Linked DNA regions of Mus musculus: region 2 is linked to region 1. Evidence: chromatin loops called from intact Hi-C (ENCODE). Cell type or tissue: left cerebral cortex. All regions are shown on one strand. Each heading gives the region's core, and the rest is flanking DNA. Links, peaks and the distances in the headings are about the cores only.

The links. Hi-C counts contacts between places; a loop is a spot of excess contacts. Peaks named below come from ENCODE experiments on the same cell type or tissue, not always from the same donor. Only the 100,000 strongest peaks of a DNase experiment are listed, where the experiment ranks them.
Region 2: a loop joins it to region 1, with 2.7 times the contacts of the local background. A loop is called at or near these places in 4 of 42 quality-filtered maps.

Annotation. Positions count from the first base shown.
Region 1 is chr5:115,839,852-115,849,209 of GRCm38, forward strand. It overlaps Cit (citron), which reads left to right and starts at 5,805. Exons shown (of 47, transcript NM_007708.3): 1 at 5,805-6,615. The coding sequence starts at 6,520. In left cerebral cortex, for the core only: no CTCF peak of the experiment used is centred there; DNase peaks (open chromatin) are centred at 4,653, 5,317, 8,315 and 8,816; H3K4me3 peaks cover 1,308 bases; H3K27ac peaks cover 1,431 bases.
Region 2 is chr5:115,901,541-115,910,898 of GRCm38, forward strand. It overlaps Cit (citron), which reads left to right. Exons shown (of 47, transcript NM_007708.3): 9 at 7,098-7,281. It overlaps Gm42008 (a long non-coding RNA gene), which reads right to left and starts at 7,068. Exons shown (of 3, transcript XR_003955981.1): 1 at 6,861-7,068; 2 at 4,826-6,475; 3 at 18-1,536. In left cerebral cortex, for the core only: CTCF peaks have their summits at 5,911 and 6,969; DNase peaks (open chromatin) are centred at 5,938, 6,252, 6,968, 7,795 and 1 more place; H3K4me3 peaks cover 3,786 bases; H3K27ac peaks cover 3,862 bases.

The DNA of each region.
Region 1 (9,358 bases), core at 914-8,913:
AGGTGTCTATACACTATCATATGTTGTCCAAACCCACGGGACAGAGTGGGACATAGGGTGACTACAGAATAAACCTCACCTCAGATATGTACCCCCAAAGAAATGGAAACATCTCCGTGTTCCTGACAAATTACTCCACAGCCAAAGTGTTAACTTCCAGTGCAAATTATGGATTCTCCATCGTCAGTTGCAATCCACGGTACCTCTGTGGTGGAGGATGGCATAGATGGGTGGGGCAGGTATGGGGCAGACCTCTCTCTGCAGCTTCTGCCAAGAACTTAGGTTTACTCTAGATGGCTCAGTGGTTAAAGGCATTGACTGCTCTTCCAGAGGTCCTGAGTTCAATTCCCAGCCACCACGTGGTGGCTCACAACCATCTGTAATGGGCTCAGAGGCCCTCTTCTGGTGTGTCTGAAGACAGCTACAATGTATTCATATATAATAAAATAAATAATCTTTTAAAAAAGAGTTAAGTCTAACAATCAGATGGCTTTGTGGTCTTGATCTTACAACAGTTGTCAGAAGACATGCTGTCATGGGGCAGGGAGGGTTCACCCTGTCCTTTGAGAACCAAAAGGCAGATCGATAGGAAGTTGGTCTCTCTGGGGACATTTTCTACAGTGGTGGAAACTTGGGTAGGGTTTATGCTCTTGTAATTTCTCTCCCAGGGTCTTGTAACGAAACCAAACCAAACCAAACCAAACCCATCCTAAAAAGGCAGTTGGAGAGAAGATGGGCCAGCAGCCGTTGAGTGTCGTGTTTTATAAAAAGATAAGGAAGGCAGGGATGTTTGTTCTGGAGGCAGGGTATGGTGTGGGGGAAGGGATGCCTCTGCAAGGACCCGCAGAGGCACCCACTTCCCCCTCTGAGGTACCAGCCACAAGGATCACATAGTATAGATAAACTCAAGGCACTCGGAGGGGAGGGAGAGGGAGAGGGAGAGGGAGAGGGAGAGGGAGAGGGAGAGGGAGAGGGAGAGGGAGAGGGAGAGGGAGAGGGAGAGGGAGAGGGAGAGGGAGAGGGAGAGGGAGAGAGAAAAGAAAGAGGCAGGCCATGAGCAGGAGTGGGGCGGGTAAGGAACAAGAGCAAGAGAATGAGGGTGAGGGCAGGGCAAGCAGCCCCTATAGCGAGTCAGGCACACCTGGATGTTGCCAGGTAACTGTAGGGCGGAGCCTAGATGAAATGTCAGGGAGCATTTGCTGTCTTTGTAGGCTTTGTTGATCCCAGCCTCTAGCACAGAATAGATACATTCATAGTCTCTGGTAGTTGAATATTTGGTCCCCAGTTGGTGGCGCTGTTTGAGAATTAGGCAGTGTGGCCTTGTTGAAGGTAGGCTTTGAGAGTTAAAAGACTCTGGTGGCACACGCCTTTAATCCCAGCACTTGGGAGGCAGAGACAAAAAAAAAAAAAAAAAAGACTTTCACTATTATGAGTTCCGGCTCTCTGTTCCATGCTTGTTGTTGAAGGTTCACCCTCTCAGCTTCCTGTTCTGGCTGCCATTTCTCTCAGCCACGGTGGGGCCTTTTCCCTCAGGAACTGTAAGACCCCCGAAACTGGGGAGACCTCTGCTCAAGTCCCGGGATGAGCTGGCCGGCACCCCAATAACTTGAGAGAAAACCATACCTGATGCAAACTGCAAGAGGTTTTATTGTTAGCTAGCTGAGGATGAACTCCTTTTGTCATGCAGGGCAGGGGAAGTCCGACCTCTAGCTAGCGGGAACAGTAGTGGGCTTTTAACTGCTAGCTGAGGAGTTGGGAGGAGTTGGGAGGAGAGTTGGGAGGAGTTTGGCTACAGCTCTTCTATTGGGTGTCCTTGGTACAGGGAGCCAAACAAGTGCCTGGCTAGGTCTCTCCACAATCATTGCATTTCTGGCTGTAAGGCACAGAAACAAAAAGGCTTTTTGCTGGCTGTAGAGAACGAAGTGCTTCTTTCTGGCTGTATTTTTAGAGATCAGGGAAAACAAGCTTGGGGAACGTCCAGGGGCTTTACCTTTCAGGGAGAAACGCTTTAAGTCGTGGTCTCACAGAACCATAGGCTCAACTAAGCTCTTCTTCCTATTGGTTGCTCCTGACTTGGTGTTTAATCACGGCAACAGAAAAGTGACTGCTCTTGCAGAGGACCTGGGCTCAGCTGCCAGTGTAGTGTCAGGGAAGTGTTAGCGGTACCCCCCCCCCCCCAAACCAGATAGGAACCTATCAGATGCAATCACAGTACGGCCTTTTTATTTGAGCTAGCTTGGGGCTCCTCAGCACAGGACTGTCACACAGGACAGTTTTGGCGATGCAGAGTCCCGAATGTCTATCTGGGCGAGGGGCAGGGCTTTATAGTAAGTAGTAAGCAGGGAGCGAGTGTGCAAGCATCTAATTGGGAAGTTACTATGGCCTTTAAGATAATTTGCTGGTGCTGGGAGTCATATCATAAACTTAACTTCTGCTCCCCTCTGCATTGGTGGTTATTAGGCAGGGGGTGGGCTTGTAACCTGGGGTTACAGGCTTGTTAGGGGAGTAACCTGGAGATGCTGGTCTTGTTGGTGGTGAGCCTAGACACTTAAGGTAGGTTTGGGTTTTGTTGGGGGGAGGGATAACTTGGAAACTAATGTTAGGTACTGGCTTGTTAATTTACGTGAGTTCAAACAGGTTCAGGTTCTCTAAAATGGAGTTTGTAAAAGATTTGGCCTCTCAGCAGCACCCAGATGGCAGCTCCTAACCATCTGTAACTCAGGTTCCAGGGGATCCGACATCTATGTCCTGGAACTCTCCTTGTAGATCAGGCTGGCCTTGAACTCAGAAATCTGCCTGTCTCCCGCCTCCATAGTGCTGGGATTAAAGGTGTGCACAACCCTGCCTGGCAGCGGTTACCATGGTACTGAAGGTCAGACCCAGAGCTTGGCTTACGTTTCATCAGCCTGGACGACATGATGGAACTATATATAGTCTGATCTCTTGGTTCCTTAAATTACCTGGCCATCCCCTTCCCTCGATTTCATCATAGTGGTGGTGCTGGTGGGGGCGCTGGAGCAGGAGCTAAGAAGCTCGGAGTGTTTAGGTAATTTTGCAGCTGAGCCAGCTTTACAGTGGGTTCTCCCTACAGAGAAGACTCTCCATCACAGAGACGGATGATGAAGCCTGATTGTCAGGGCACTGATTTACAGTGAGTCTGGGATGGAGCTTGCTTAGCAGGCAGGGACTGTCTCCTCCGTTCAGTCTTCAGCACCGCACTCTCAAACAGATTGCGACATCTCCTGCTGCCTGGCTAGCAGTGCTGTCTGCTTTCTTGGCATTCCTTTCCCCAGGATGGCTGCAAGGTACACCCTGGAGCCTCTTAGGGGGCTTTTAAAATCCCCCAAGCCTAGATCCTAGAACAGGGAAATGAGTTGGGAGCAGGGGAGGCCTCTGTGTTAGTATTCTTTTTGTTTTATGTTTTAACTTTTTTTTTTTTCTTTCTGTATAGCCCTGGCTATCCTGGAACTCACTCTGTAGACCAGGCTGGCCTCGAACTCAGAAATCCGCCTGCCTCTGCCTACCAAGTACTGACGTCTTATCTTTTATTTTTATTTGCATCTTTCAGTGTGTGCAAGCATGTCCAGGGGAAGTATGGCATGTATGAGAGATCAGAGGATGACTGGTGAGAACCGGATCTCTATTTCCTCCATGTGGGTCCTGAGGATTGAACTCAGTTCGTCAGCCTTGGCTGCAGATGCCTTTACAAGCTCAGCCACCTCATTGGCCCACATGTTAGTAGTTTTCAAACCTCCTCTGCTGGTCTCAGTGTGCATACGGATGCTCTAGGTGTATCTATACGAGGAAGCCAAGTTGTAATCAGACAAGCATGCTGTTACAGTCTGTTTTTTTTAGTCTGAGCATACTCATAAATACCTATTCTGTGCCAAGGCCTGGGATAGAGAAAAGTAGAAGTCACTACAATTTGGTGGTTATAAAAAAAAAATGGGCTTCAGAGCCAGGCCTTGGTGTCATAACCAAAATCCCAGCACCCAGGAGGCCAAGCAGCCAGATCTCGGAGTTAAAAAGGCCAGCTTGATCGTGGAGTTCCAGGACAGAGAAAAGTCTGTCTTCAAAACCATAAATAAATAAATAAATAAGAATGAAAGAGCCCAGTTCAGATCCTAACCCTGCACTTACTGGTGTGTGACTCAGTTTCCCTCCCTCCTTTTTTTTGTCTAAAAAAAATCAGCCCCTCTCTCACCCCTACATCCAACCCCCACAAAATAGCTATAGTATCATCGGGTCAAGAAAAAGGTCATTGCCTTTCTCATGGTCCCTTCAAAAGCCTCCATTCGGACCCTAGGTGCCTTATTTCCTGGCGTTGCTGTCTTGATTTTTTACACTTGTCTCTTTTGTGTGTGTGTGTAGGTGCACTGTGCACTTATGTGCAGGTGCCCGCAGAGGCCAGAAAAGATCATCTGATCCTTTGGAACCGGAATTACAGGGAGTTGTGAGGGGTTTGAGGTGGGTGCTGGGAATCAAGGGAAGATCCCCTGGAAGAGTCGCAGAGCCATTGCCCCAGCTTTTGCCATTGCGTTAGACAACACTATTTCGAGCTCGCTCTCTAGAATGCGTTTCACGGTTACATAATTTAGAAAAGCTATTCCTAGTAGTCATAGAGTGCAGAGAGCCTCACTCAGTGTTAGCAAATACTACACTCCTTTTTCGAGATTGCCCCTTCACAGGTCAGTTTACACCCTACCCTTGTGTGAATGTAAACAGCGCCGCCTCTTCACAAACACCTTCCCCCACATTGCTAACGAGGCTGGGCACTTTCCACACACTGATGGCCACTGGGTTTTCTCATTGAGAGAAGGGGGCGGTCTAGTGATCCTGGCTTAAATTTACTTGAACATATCTTTGTGGTGAGACCTCACGATCTTGCTGCGGCTCAACCCAAAGGTACAAGGCAGGCAGGCTGGAGTGGGTTCCGATTACTCCTCTGCCTCAGCTGTACCGCACAGCTTCCTGATTCCCCCCCACGTAACCCCGGCGCCTACGTTAGGCGTGGGCGATGGCTCAATTGAGTGCATTCCTGCAGAGGGCTGGAGTTTGTTTCCTAGCATCCTTATCTGAGGCAGGCAGTTCGGGCAGAGCTCCCCGCAGGAGCTCGGACAGAAATGGACAGCGCCGCAGACTCCGCAGGGGACCCCATCTCCAAACACAGCATCCTGCCAACCGCCAATTTCAAACTTCCCAGCCCAACCCCGCCTGGATTCCTTTGCCCTCTTTCTATTGGTCGCTAGTCAAAGGAAGAGACAATGTGATTGGCTTTTCCATTTCACTTCCTCTAGCCCTCCGAGATCTGGGCGGGTCCTGGTGGAGACCCCCGCTGTCCATCAGTAGATGGCGAGCGCTGATTGGTTGAGGCACGGCCGAGACCTGCCCACGTCGTTTCCTTCAAACGTTGGGGCGGGAGACTCAGGGCGGAGCGGAGCGGGGCGAATGTAAGCCGGGGGTCTGCGGAGTGTGAGTCCAGTTTGTGTGTGTGTCTGTTGGGGGATTGGAGAGGCTCTGGGCGGGGGGCAGTCCCCTTTCCCAGGTCTCCCTGGTCGACCCCGTTCATACAGAGCCCACTTTCCCACCCAAGGCCTCAGGATAGCGGGGGGAGGGGGCTCCTGAGGGTCTGCTGCGGCTGCAGCATGGGTGTGCTGGGGGTAGCCCGGGGTCTGTGGGTGCAGCCCTGGGGGCGGGACAATGGGTTCAACCCAGTGTCTCTGGTTCGTCCTTGGGGTGTCCTGGGGGAAGCCTGGGGTCTGGGGCAGGAGTTGTTGTTAGTGTCTCTGGGTGTGCTGCCGGAGGACCTCAGGGCCCCTTAAAGAGGACCCATTCCCCTGTAGACCAGTCTCTGTCCCCTGCAAGCTTTACCTGCATTCTTGCCCATGGCGCTTCCCATTTTCTGTGTGATCTTATCTCCCTCACTTAATCTCTCTGTTCCTGTGTCTTCATTCTATGAGCTGGACTGAGGCCTTGGGTGGGAAAGTGGGCTCTGTATTCTATTCCGTGCCTAACCCAGCGCCTCCTTCTTGTGTCTTTCTCCCTCTCTAGCCTATCTGGTCAGTCAGGCAACCGATCTTCCTCAGGATCATTGATCTCTGTACCCTCCAGGGGCAGTGAACCTTCCTTTCCCTGGGATAATCCTCAAGGCTCACTGATCAAACCCTTTGGGCTTGGTTCACAGGTTAGGTCTATGTAGCTACGCGACATCAGATATTTGTGTTCGTCAGGGTTTTCTAGGGGAAAAGAGCTGGTAGAATGGAAAAGTGGAGATTTATTAGGCTGCAGTCTGCTAGTCCACCAATGGCTGGTAGTTCTTTTGGAAATGATTTATTTCCATCCCTTATGTGTATGAGTACCTTTGGCCTTCCTGTGTCTGTGCCCCATGTGCCGTGGAGGCTGGTCGCCACCTCCTCATCCTGATCTCTTTAGGGAGACACGACTCTGCCAAGCCCTTCCTGCCTTCAATGTCAGTACCCGCTTGACTTTCCCCAGTGTTCCTTCGGCGTTGGCGGAGAGATGTTGAAGTTCAAGTATGGTGTGCGGAACCCGCCGGAGGCCAGTGCCTCCGAGCCCATTGCCAGTCGGGCCTCCAGGCTAAATCTCTTCTTCCAGGTAAGCAGCTGCCAGCCAGCGATGCACACCCGTGTCTGCTGTGGTAGCCGTCTTTGGTTGTATTATGGACAGAGACTGGTATTCTTAGGGTAATCCTGTTTGTTCTTTTACATGTCCTGCCTGAGCTGGACTGAGGTGCCACTGTGCTGATGATTACGTACGTGGCTGGACGTGCCCCAGGGGAGTCCCCTCATTTCTCATACTCCACACTTTTTTTTTTTAAGATTTATTTATTATTATATGTAAGTACACTGTAACTGATTTAAGACACACCAGAAGAGGGCATCAGATCTCATTACAGGTGGTTGCTGGGATTTGAACTTAGGACCTCTGGAAGAGCAGTCAGTGCTCTTACCCGCTGAGCCATCTCGCCAGCCCATACTCCACACTTTTAAACTTTTGCTTCTTTCAATGGAAGAAACCAAAATTGTCTCTAGGGTGTATTTGTGTGTGTGCGCGCGCGCGTGTGTGCACGCACACGGGCCTGTCTGTCTGCATCTGTCTTGTGTCTGGGTACCCAGAGAGGCTAGAAACTAGCTTTGGATCCTTTGGATGTGGGAGCTGGTATTACAGGTGTTTGTGAGCTGCCTGTGTGGGCCTTGGGATCCAGATTGTGGTCCCCTGAGCCATCTCTTCAGCCCCAGTGTAGAATAATCTAATTTATAATCTTATTCCATACGAGGGATATCTGTTCTCTCTCTTTTTCTTTTTTTCTTTTCGAGACAAGTTTTTTTCTATTACGTAGCTCTGGCTGACCTAGCACTCAATATGTAGACCAGGTTGGCCTTCAAATCACAGAGCTCCACCTGTGGCTGCCTCCCAAGTCCTGGGGCTAAAGGCTTGGGCCAGCTTCCGCACCTGGCAGCTCTCCTGCTCTTTAGATTAAACACCACGCCTACATTCCTCATTCCGGGCCTAACAGTTTCGTCTTCTGTAAGGACCAATGTCATGCAAGTATTTCCAGACAGTTTTCTAGTTCGGTTCTACTCTGACTTGCCTTCACCATGGACTGTAATTTGTATACTGAAATTAACCCTTCCCCGCCCAGCTTGCTTTTGGTCATGATGTTCCTCACAGCTGTAGAAAACCAGCCAGGACATTTCCCTTCCATCCCTCTTTAATGTGGAGTGACCTTAGTTGGTTTTATATTGCGATAACAGCACGCCAGAGGGTGTGTGCTTTTATAAACAAAAGAGGTTTCCATAGGTGACAGTTCTGCTCCCTCAAGTACACCAATGGCTTCTACTTGGCTCTGCTCGGGGACTGGTTACAATGTTGCCACACTGGCTAGGGGAAAATGCCCAGAGATCACATGGGCCAGATAGGAAATAAGAGACCAGACCTTTCTAACACCCGGGCTCTCAGCTCCTGAGGTTAAAAAAAGCATTTTTGTTTCTTGAAGACCAGGTTATAACCCCCTACAATGTCTCACCCCCACCTTTTAAAGCGACCACAGATTTGACACTGGGGTCAAGCTTGCAGCACGTGGACCCCAGGAGGATAAACCACATGCAGATGGTAGCAATGGGTGCCTCCTGCAAGAGGAGATGGGTTGTGACAAAGAATCCAGGTACAACTCAGCGTGCCAGCCGAGCCTGCTGTGCTGCTCCCATGCAGGGCTGTCACCCTGCAGGTCGGATGCAGTGGCTGGCTTGTTTTCTGCTTCTGTGTGTCCTTTAGACTGGGTCTCAGTCGGTGTGTCTCTCTCCTACTCAGGACTTGTATTTTGGGGCTTGGCAGACTTCCAGAGCCCCAGAAATCTCACAAATCACCAGGCTTTGCCAGTTTTTTATTTTGCTAAGCAAGGATGTAGAAAGCAAATGAGAGGGGGAAAAAAAGCTATTAACTTTCTGGTCTTTTCATTTCCGAAAGAAAGGGCATTTTGAGAACTATGGAGAGCTGAGGCTTTTGAGTGTGCTATGGGGTGCTCCGAGCCTAAGCTTCCTCGAGTCTCTGGGACCCCCCCCCGCCCCCCGTCTACTTGGGTTAACTCTCAGGTGAACAGAGGAGGAGATATGAGGCTCATCTTCCAGCGTTAGAGGCAACCAAAGGGGCAGGCTCCGAGGTTCCCAAGCTTGACTGAGCCTTGCGGGGAATTTGTTAAAATCGGTTTTAAGCTGCGACCCAGAAGAGTTTAATTCAGGAGGTTGGTAATGGGGCCAGAGAATCTGTTCTTTTGTGCTTCTCTAGTGATTCACACGCAGCTGCTCTTTTATGCTGCCCAGTGTTGTGTAACAAGCCCTTGCTGAGACTTAAAGGAGCAGTGGCTTCTCTTCCCAGGGCTCTGCAGATCGAGCCCAGTAGGCTCAGAAGCACACACCTTTAATCCCAGCTCTTGGGAGGCAGAGGCAGGTGGATCTCTGTGAGTTGAAGGCCAGCCTGGTTTATAGAGCAAGTTCTAGGACAGTCAGGGCTACAAAAAAACAAAAACAAAAAACCCAGAGTCCCTGTCCCAAACAAGCAAACACACCCACCCCCGAAGGTTGGTTGTTCCATAGTGGGTGGCTCTGCCAGGGTTACTGGGTCTATAGTCTGCAGAAATTACACCTGGGGCAGTAGAATATAGGCACTGACTGCTCACCTAGGCACCCTGTTTATTTAAATTTCTTATTATTTTTTGTGTGCTCACATGCTTGTGTGACTGTGGGTGTGACTTGGGCATGGTGCATGTGCGCATGTTCGAATGTGCATGTGTGGGCGTGCCATGGCACCTGTGGTTATCAGGTGGCGGCTTTCAGCAGTC
Region 2 (9,358 bases), core at 912-8,911, 62 kb after region 1:
TTTTGGAGACAGTGTTTTGCTGTGTAGTCCTCTCCAGCTTTGTAACTATTGCTTCTCCTGCCTCAGCCTCCTAAACCGTGGGAGCCACCATGCCTGGCTTTTCCTTTCTCACCCTTTTTTGAGAGATGCCGGTTCTTCATGTGCAGATGAGTACTCTGAAGTATATCACCACCTGAGTTTCATACAAGTGCTGTGTTGCACGGAGTGACACATCAAGTCTGAGAAATTAGCCCACACCCCGGGGGTTCTTGTCACGCGTTCCTCCAACAGAATCCATATTAAACACTGACTGAGGGCGGCGGGGTGGTGCTCTGATAGGTGTTCAGCAGCGCACGGCATTCCAGGTCTTTCTTAGCAGAAAGGAGATTCCCCTGCAGAGAGCTGGAGACAGTAGACCCAACCAAGATAGGCTTGTCTGCGGCTGTAGAAAAACAACAGGTGGGAACGGAGAGCTCGGTGGGCCGTGAGCCAGGAGGGCAAGGGCCCTTATGTCACTTACGCCTCTTATGGCAAGACACCTCTTAACTTCACTACTGTTTAAAAGAAAACATGTTTGAAGACAATACATTTTCTCCTCTAAAGATTTTAATGAATGTCAGGATTAGAGAAGAGAGGGTCGGAAGGAAGGAGGACTTGGGGTGGGGGTGTTTATGAAGGGAAATTAACTATAGTCCTTAAAATAACCTTTGTGTCTGAGAGCCTCGTTCTATCTTATAACCAGGGGTGGGGTGGGGCTCCCCTCAAAGTTACCTCTGCCACTAAGGGGGATGTGCCGCGCCTCCACCCCAAACATTGTTGGTTTATTTTTAAAAACACAGGGAAAGCTCCCCCCACCCCCGTTTTTCCCCCACGTTTTACACTGAGCAGAGGCTTAATGTCTTGCTGCGCATTCGTCAGTGTGCTAGGCATGTTGTGTGAGGAGAGCCAGCGACTCCATGACAGACACCTTGACAGTGTACCGCATAGGTACTCATTACCATACTTTTCAGATGGAACGATCTCGGCTTTAAAGCCTTTTCGGTCCATCCAAACATCAGGCACTGGATGGAGAGGCACACGCAGGCCAGTCAGACATGCCTTTGCTCGATGCATGCCCGGTTGGCAGTATCACAATGTGCTGGGTCAGTGTAAATGTAACACACTGCTCACCATTTCAGTGAGATACTAATTCCTTTTTTTTTTTTTTTTTTGCCAAAGGGAGAACACAGTTTTGTTTATTTACACGTGTGTGTAGTGTAGGTGCTGCCACATGTGCTGCCGCCGTGCACGTGTGTCAGCCACCGGGCCACCTCCTGCGGTCAGTTCTCTCCGCTTTGCGTCCTCCTGGGGCATGGTCTCTCTTGCTCTTCTTGCTGCTGTGCTGCGTTCTGCAGGCCGCTTCACCTGTGAGCTTGTAGGCGTTCTCCTGTCTCCATCTCTAGCTCCGTCACAGGAGGGCCGAGAGTTGGGCTGTCCATGGAATCTGAGTGCGGGTTGTTAGGTTTGCGCGGCAAGCATTTCTACCCACCGAGCGCCCTCCAGCCTCATCCTCCTCTCCTAAATTGTATAAAGGTCAACACAAAAGAAAACAAAACGAACCATGTGGCATACGACGTCCAAGAACTATTCTCGGCTTCCTGCCTCTCCCATCAGTGTGGTGTCAGACATGTAGGTTTTAGGCTTGAGCGGGGTTTGGGTTTTTTGTTTCCATCTGTATCAGAAGTGAAGTAGTTCACTAAGGGAAGATGCAGAAGGGACGGGGGTATGCTACACCGCTCCTTTGGCTTGGCTTCAAGAGGGCGAGAAGGGACCCAGAGGCTGAGGGTGAGGTTGCCCGTGACCTTTGTGAGAGAGTGCTCTCTTGGCTGAGCGGAGCTCAGGGTGATGGAGGGCTGCCTGCCCGGCCCCTTCCACATGCTGCTCTCTGGGATTCCATCCCTCACTCCCTCCGCTCCCAATGAGAGCTGTGCTCAGACTGTTCCCTGGGTGCCAGAGGGTGATGGATCGGGCCTCTTCTGTGCTGACAGTGGGCGCAGTCTCCACCTAAGAGGGGCCGCTAGGCCGTCTTCCCCCGCACCCTCTCCCATCTAACGAACTTGTCCCGACCCTACACGGTTGTTGTTTCGAGATGTCGTATCCAGGCTCTTAGCTTTCTCACTCTGTGTATGTCTCAGAGCTCCTGTGCCTTCTGTCTTCTCGCTACCGTGGGGGTGGTCTACAGGAACTCCCTGAGCTGGGCGCCTGTGATTCACCTAGGGTGGGGCATTTCTAGCCAGCCGACCTTGCTGACCCTGCATCTACAGAGAGAGTGTACTCCTCAAGTCTCCCTGGTGGGTCACTGAGCTTATCTGTAGCTCATTTAACCTGCTGACCTGTTTCCTTTCCGTTTTGCTGTGATAAACACCGGGGCAGTAGCAGTTTTGGGGGAGGGAAGGCTTTATTCAGCTCAGGCTTCCACCTGATGGTCGGAGTGTGAACTTGGAGTAGCCAGTCACATCATGTCCGCAGTCCCCGTCAGAGAGAACTCGCGCATGCGCGCTGTTGCTCAGCTCATTTCTTTTATACAACTGAGGGCTCAGACCCAGGGACTCGGGCCATCCATTTTAGACTGGGGCTCCTCCCGTCCATCATCAATGAGAGCATAATCATAAGAACCCTCAGGCCACCCTGATCTGGACAGTCTCTCCTTGGGACTCTTCCCAGATGATTCTCAATTGTGTGACGTTGACAGTTCATTAGATCTGCATTTAACATTGAGTTTTCAACTTTACTCCTTTAAAAAAAAACATTTATTTTTATCATTTGTGTGTCTGTGTGCGAGAGTGTCCGGGCAGGCCTCCCGCAGGGAGATACAGGTGGTTGTGAGCTGCCTGCAGTCCGCTGTGGGTATGGGATCAGGTGATCTCGAATCCTCTGCAAGAACAGCATCTGCTCCTAATCTCTGAGCCAGTAACAAGACCTTACCCTTCTGGATGCCTTTCAGGTGTTCTTGGTTCCTCATTCTTGGGTTAGAATATCAACTTACTTCTGTGATAAAGCAATATGTCTACTCTGTTTGGTGTTTTGACACAGAGGCTCGCTGTATAGCCTAGGCTCACATTGAACTCACAATTTTCTTGCCCTAGCTAGGTTTCTGGTGTGCGCCACTGTGACCGCCTCTCCTGGCCCTTCAGGTCACTTTCCTCTTTCATCGTGTTGGCGCCCAGCCTTGGCATGTCCCCAGGATACTCCAGAACTCCTTGTCTGCAGACTATGGGGACGAGCCAGTGCACCTGGCTTAGCTTGCTCTTTTCTTAGGCTTCAGAGAGCTGGCTCTCTCACCTCAGTCTCAGTGCACTCTCTATGGAAGAAGGGTAGCCCTCCCCCTGGCCGAGTGTGTTCACACGCACTCGCTCAACACTCGCGTGTGCCGCTGTTCATTTCCCATGCTCCCGGATCCCATGGAGCCAGCTGCCCCAGCTGCAGTTTCTAAGTAGCCACCCTAGCTCTTCCCTTCTAAAGGGCCTAGATGAGGGGGTGGGCATCCTCACCCTTCTTGGGGCATTGGCTCATTTCTGGGCCACTTCTTCAGCTTTGAGGCTGCGGCTTCTCAGGTTGTGTGAGCCTTCGTTTGCTGAGGACCTGTTCTGAACTGACCACCTGGCAAGAGGTTGACGTCTCTAGCTTTTAATCTGTGCTATCAGTTCTCCCTTCTCTCAACTTGAAAATTATCTCACCTTTCTATATACCCCCCACTCCCACCCCTCAGTGCTGGGGATTGAACTCAGGGTCTTGCCCATGCTAGGTAGCATTCTACCACTGAACTATATTCTCAGCCTGTTGCGCACACGTGTGTGTGTGTGTGTGTATGTGTGTGTATGTGTGTGTATGTGTGTGTGTATGTATCTGTATGTGTGTGTATGTATGTATAAATGTATATGTGTGTGTATGTATGTGTGTGTATGTGTGCATGCAGATGTGTGTTTCTGCATGTAGAGGCCAGTGGACAGTCTCAGGTGTCGTTTCTTAGGTATCATTCACCTTTAAAAAATGAAAACAATGTTTTCTGTATCTGGTTTTGTCTGTGTCTATGGCTATGCCTGCATATGTTCCAGATGCTTGTGGAGGCCAGAAGAGGTCATCAGCTCTTTGGAGCTGGAGAGAAAAATGGTTATGAGCTGCTGTAAGGAAGGCAGGAATTGAACCCTCATCCTAGAAGAGTAGAAAATGCCCGTAACCACGGAGCCACCACTTTAGCTTTTCCCTTCCTCTCTCTGAGACGTGATCTCGCCCTGGCCTTGAACTCCCCATGTAGGCCAGGCTGGCCAGCCATGGAATGCCAGAGATCTTCCAGCCTCCACCGCACCGCTCAGTGCTGGTGATGAGGCTGTGCCATCCTGCTTGGCTTTATTTATTTGTAACCTGTGGGGATTGTACTCAGCCCCTTATGTTGGCTGACTCAACTCTCCAACCTCCCCACAGCCCCCAGAGACCGAGTCTCGCTATGTTCCTTGAGTTTATCATCTGTAGCCCAGGCAGGCCCTGGCCTTCTGATCCCCCTGCCTCAGCTGCCCGAGTGATCAGGTGATAGGCCTGTACTGGCAGCCCAAGCCTCTTTTCTAATCTTGACCGCAGTAATGCTTTGAGCATGGCAGAACTTTACAGATGAGCCTTATTTTATAGTACAGAAATTCAGAAATCATAATTACTTCACTGAGGGTGGCTCCTACCTCTCTATTAATCATCTTCCTAACACAGAAATGGAATTCTATTTTCGTCTCCTACAGATAAATTAGTATATAGTGGAAAGGGATTCAACTTCTGCGAGGAATTATAACGCCATGGTAGAATTAACACAAACACTCACCTTGGCGTGCCTGTGCCTTGTATAGCAGAGACCGACTCTACTCAGCGCAGATGCCGCGCTGTCTCACTGGACTTGAGCGGCTGCTAAGGTCTGCCACATCATGCACTGTACGCCAGCAATGATAACGGCCACAGGTCACCTTCATGGGTGTTCACCGAGTGCCAGAAGCCACACTGAGCACTTTGCATAGATTCACCTAACAGTCAGGTGCAGAGGCAGGAGAATCACAAGTTTGAGGCCAGCCTTCACTGCTTAGGGACACTCTTTCAAAGCCAGACATGACCTCCCCACAGATGCCTACAGAGGCTGAGTGCCTTTCCCAGGGTCATAGAACTGGAGTGGGTGGAATTGGGAGCCATTAAGCCACCATGTTTCTGTATCAGAGTCACCTACGTATTTCAGTATGTTTATCTCGATGTCCTTATCTTGGGATGGAAGCACTTCCTTTTGGTCATCATACATTGTAATTTCTGTGATTTCAATTTTAATCTTCCAAAGGAGGGATTGGGTGAGCACGGGCAGTCAGATGGGGTTTGCACCACCATTAGATTTGCACCCCAACCCCCCCCAACCCCCCGCTTATGGGTGTGCACAGGGGATGCGAACCCCTGCATCCAGTCCCAGTTCCCTTCCCATAAGCTAATGTTGAAAGCGTTAAGCCCCGGAGCTTCTGACTCCAGCAGGGAAGGCTGAGCTGCTCCCCGGAGAGCCCGGAGGTGTTAGATAAGTCTCTGTTAGCTCGCATTTCACATTCCCTGATCTTCTCTTCCCCACCTCACCTCGGTGCACCTCGGAGACTGTTCTTTTGCATATCCCAGAAGCACCCGCCGCCCCTCCGCGTTCACCTCCCTCTTCCTCCGCACCCCTCCACATCACTCCGGTTACTTCTCTGCCTGGCACTGCTTTGACCGTTGTCCCCGGGGATGCTTCGGCAACAGCCAGCTCCTTCTGAGTCTGTGGGGCTGAAGGCGTGCTTGCTGCTCACCCCCCACCCCACCCCCAGCACAGAACTCTGTCTGGAAAACAAGAGGTTAAAAAAGAAGTCTGGACCGTGAAGGGCTGTGACAACTGTCCTAGGGGGAGCTCTAGCGAGCCCTGGCGGGCAGTGACTCATGCGGCTCCGTCACTCAGATCGGCATTGGCCCCTGCCACGCAGGGTGGCCAGGTGGGGTTACCGCCAGAGCACGCACTAAGGAGTGGGGAGGTGGTAGCATGCAGCCTGCACTGCGGGGGATGTGATGCCGGCTTGCCAACTTCCCCCTGCCTGGTCCACTGCGGACGTCCCAGCCTGCAACCATGGTAACACTTCTGACTGGAAATGCCCCTGGGAGCCCCCCACGATGGGCAGCCTCCTGGTGACTGATGGACAGCCGCTCACGCGTCTGAGTGAGAGAGCCTAGTAGGTCTGCAGGCGGCAGAGACGATGTGATTCCACCCCCCCTCCCCAGCTGGGAGTCATGCCATAAGAGGTAGGAGCCTCACCACAGATGTGCGTCTGTGGGTCTCTATGTACCCCTCACCGGTGCTGGGTGCTGTAAATCACTGCAACTTTATCTGGCTGTCTTTTGATTATGCTGGTTGAACTGCGGTGGATTCGATGGGCAGGGGTGTGTTGAGGGGAGTGGGGGTTTTGGGGGGGGAGATAATGAACTAAAAAGGAAAAAAAAAAGTGGTTAATAGGATCTCTGAGTAGACTCAGCTGGCTATGAATGAACCAGACTGCAGCGGTGACCCAACCACGGTTGTACAGCTTTCTAAGCCCACCGTCCTGTTCTCTCCCCTCATTCTGGCTAAGTCATGAGACATGCACGTCTTCCATCTGACAGCCATGCATATCACCAACTATTAATCATTTTAGACCTGTCTGGAAGAGGGGCTCAATGGGCTTAGGTCACCCGGCACCCTGGCACTCCAGCGTCCAGGGATGGAAGGCTGCTGGAAATAATGAGCCAGGAGCTGCCTTCCCTGGGTGAGTTGCCCAAGCACTTCAGCGGGGGGGTCCAAGTGACCTGTCTGAGTTTATCTTTCACCTCACCCACTGCCCAGAGAGGCAAGCTGTCTGCGGGTTGGTGGCCATGTTGGCAGCGAAGGGGTTAATCTCTTGTTGCTGTAGGAGCCGAGGCTGGGTCTGCCTGCGCTAGGAGCTGGGTTGAAAGCAGTCGCTGCAGTGCTGTCTCCAAACGCCTAAGGAGTAAGGCGCTTTTTCCCCCTCTGCAACAGTGTGGAATTCTGAATTTTTTCTCCCCCCCCCCCTTGTTTTTCTTTTAACCAGCTCCTCCCCCCTTCGTCCCCACCCTCAAGTCTGACGATGACACCTCCAATTTTGATGAACCAGAGAAGAATTCGTGGGTTTCATCCTCTGTGTGCCAGCTGAGCCCCTCGGGCTTCTCAGGCGAAGAGCTGCCGTTTGTGGGATTTTCGTACAGCAAGGCACTGGGGTATCTTGGTAGATCTGAGTAAGTGACGGTGACTCTCTGGGGGGACCTGCATGGATGGCCGGTACACAGAGCCAAAGGTGCTGATGCTGGTGCTGTGGTGTGCTGTGCTGTGCTGGTGGGAGGGTTGGGGGAGTGCGTCGGAGGGAAGCCTCTGGGCTGCCTGTTTGGGGCTCGTGGGGCTAGACTGTTGATGCTCGGTTCTGCATGGCGTGTCAGGTGCCTGTTCCTCCTGTCCATGGCATCTGAACAGTCAGCTGGGCACTTTGGGTTAGTTTTTTCCATCTTTAGTCTTATTTAGAGGGAGGAGAAGAGTGGGAGATTTCTAGCAGTGCAGATACCCGGTTAAAAGGGGAACCTTGGATGAGTTAAACTGAGCTGTCTGTCCATCCATCTCAAGAGAGAGGATGGCCGGAACCCTGGCTGTATCGGAAAGGATCCGAAACACGGGATCTCATCAGCCTAAAGGGTTTCCCAATGGGTTTAACCGAGCTGCAAGTGGCTGAACCAGAGCTCTAGCAGAGAGATGACGCTGGGCTCCTGTCCAAGTATGCTGCAAGATCAGGGATCTGGCAGCTGAGCCATTCCAAGTAGGGAGAGAGCACTGGTGGCCAGAAGAAGCCCCGTTCCTTCCTGTGAGCCCCCAGGAGCAAGTGTGATGCAGCCGGCAACTAAAACCCTAAACAAACTCGGCAGCTAGAACGAGCAATAGAGATGTGCTGTAACCCTCCTGACCTGGGAATCGTCCTCTCTCGTCTGATAGGAAGCGTTCAGAAGACGGGGCAGACGGGGCTTGCTTGAAGGGTCCTGATTTCCAGACTCCTAGAATCTGTGTTAAAAACAGCTGCCTTGGGATGTAGGAGTTGGATGCCATTCTGTCTTCAGGGGAGCAATTTCCCCTAGGAAGGTCTCAGACCAGCTATGTTGTTCTCCAGGTTCCTTAGCTCCCTCACACCGAGGCTCTTGGGGGAGATGCTGCCCACTTAGAACACATTTTTTTTTTTAATTCTCATGGGTAGATTGATTGCCTGTTTGGTGTGTTTATAGCTTAGATATTGATTCGAAGGGATATGGTATTGGCTCCTGGATGGTGTCTCCCCACAGGTACAATTCTGAGATTCTTAAAAGATAGTAGATTTTCACATAGAATTGAGCATTTGATATAAGCTGGGGAGAGTGTGGGCCGTTCTTGATTTTTGACAGGGGCTTTTTACAATGAGAGATGCCAGGGTAGGCTTGCTTTCTTACCTTGTCTGAGGTCTGGGTTTAAAATCCAGGTGGATGTTGGCATCGTCAGGTCTGCCTTTTTTGCTAATCTTACCACCAAACGCAGCCCAGAGGAAGGCAGGAGAGGCAAAAATCTTAACTCGCCATGGAATGTGCCATCATCAGTCAGAATTGCAGTGGTCCAAGCAGGGCTAGGAGGTTTGATGTTGTTGTTAAGGACCCAGGCAGGAGCCAGAGGCCCAGTGGAGGAGGGTGCATACTTAGTGGGCAGTGTAACCTTGACACAACAGGCTCACTGAAGGTCACAGATCCTGACCAGGAGAAGATGTGTCGGGAGATGTTGCTGGTCTGGTTAGCAGTGGGCCAGGTGTGTTGAGAGAAAGCTGTCTGATGATATTATTGATCAGTGATCTCAAAAACCTGGGAAGCCTGGGTGGGGGAGTGAGGTTTCAGGAGCAATGATGTGAGGGAGCCCAGCACCACGGCTACTCTGAGACAGAGTGTGATTAATTGCTTGTTATTCAGGAAGACTCTAATTGCATCTTTCTACTTCTCAGAAAGCTGGGAAAGGGAGGTTTGTCACAGGGGCCTCTCAGCGTCAGGGCCCAGGCACTGGGTAAATATTTGTTGATTGGATTTACTCATGAGCCGGTCCCCCTGGAATGTGTTTGTGTTGCTCTCTGATTTTTGAAGGTTTGCAGTTTCACCTTTGGCCGTCCAGAAACTACCCCCCCCCCATCCCTAACGCATCCAGCGAGCTTCTGTTTGTGCCCCGGTGTTTAATAAGATCCTCACGAAAATAACATTCCTCATAACACAGCCGTCGAGTTTGTTATCTGGAAGATGTAACTGAAGGCGTCTTATCTTTGGG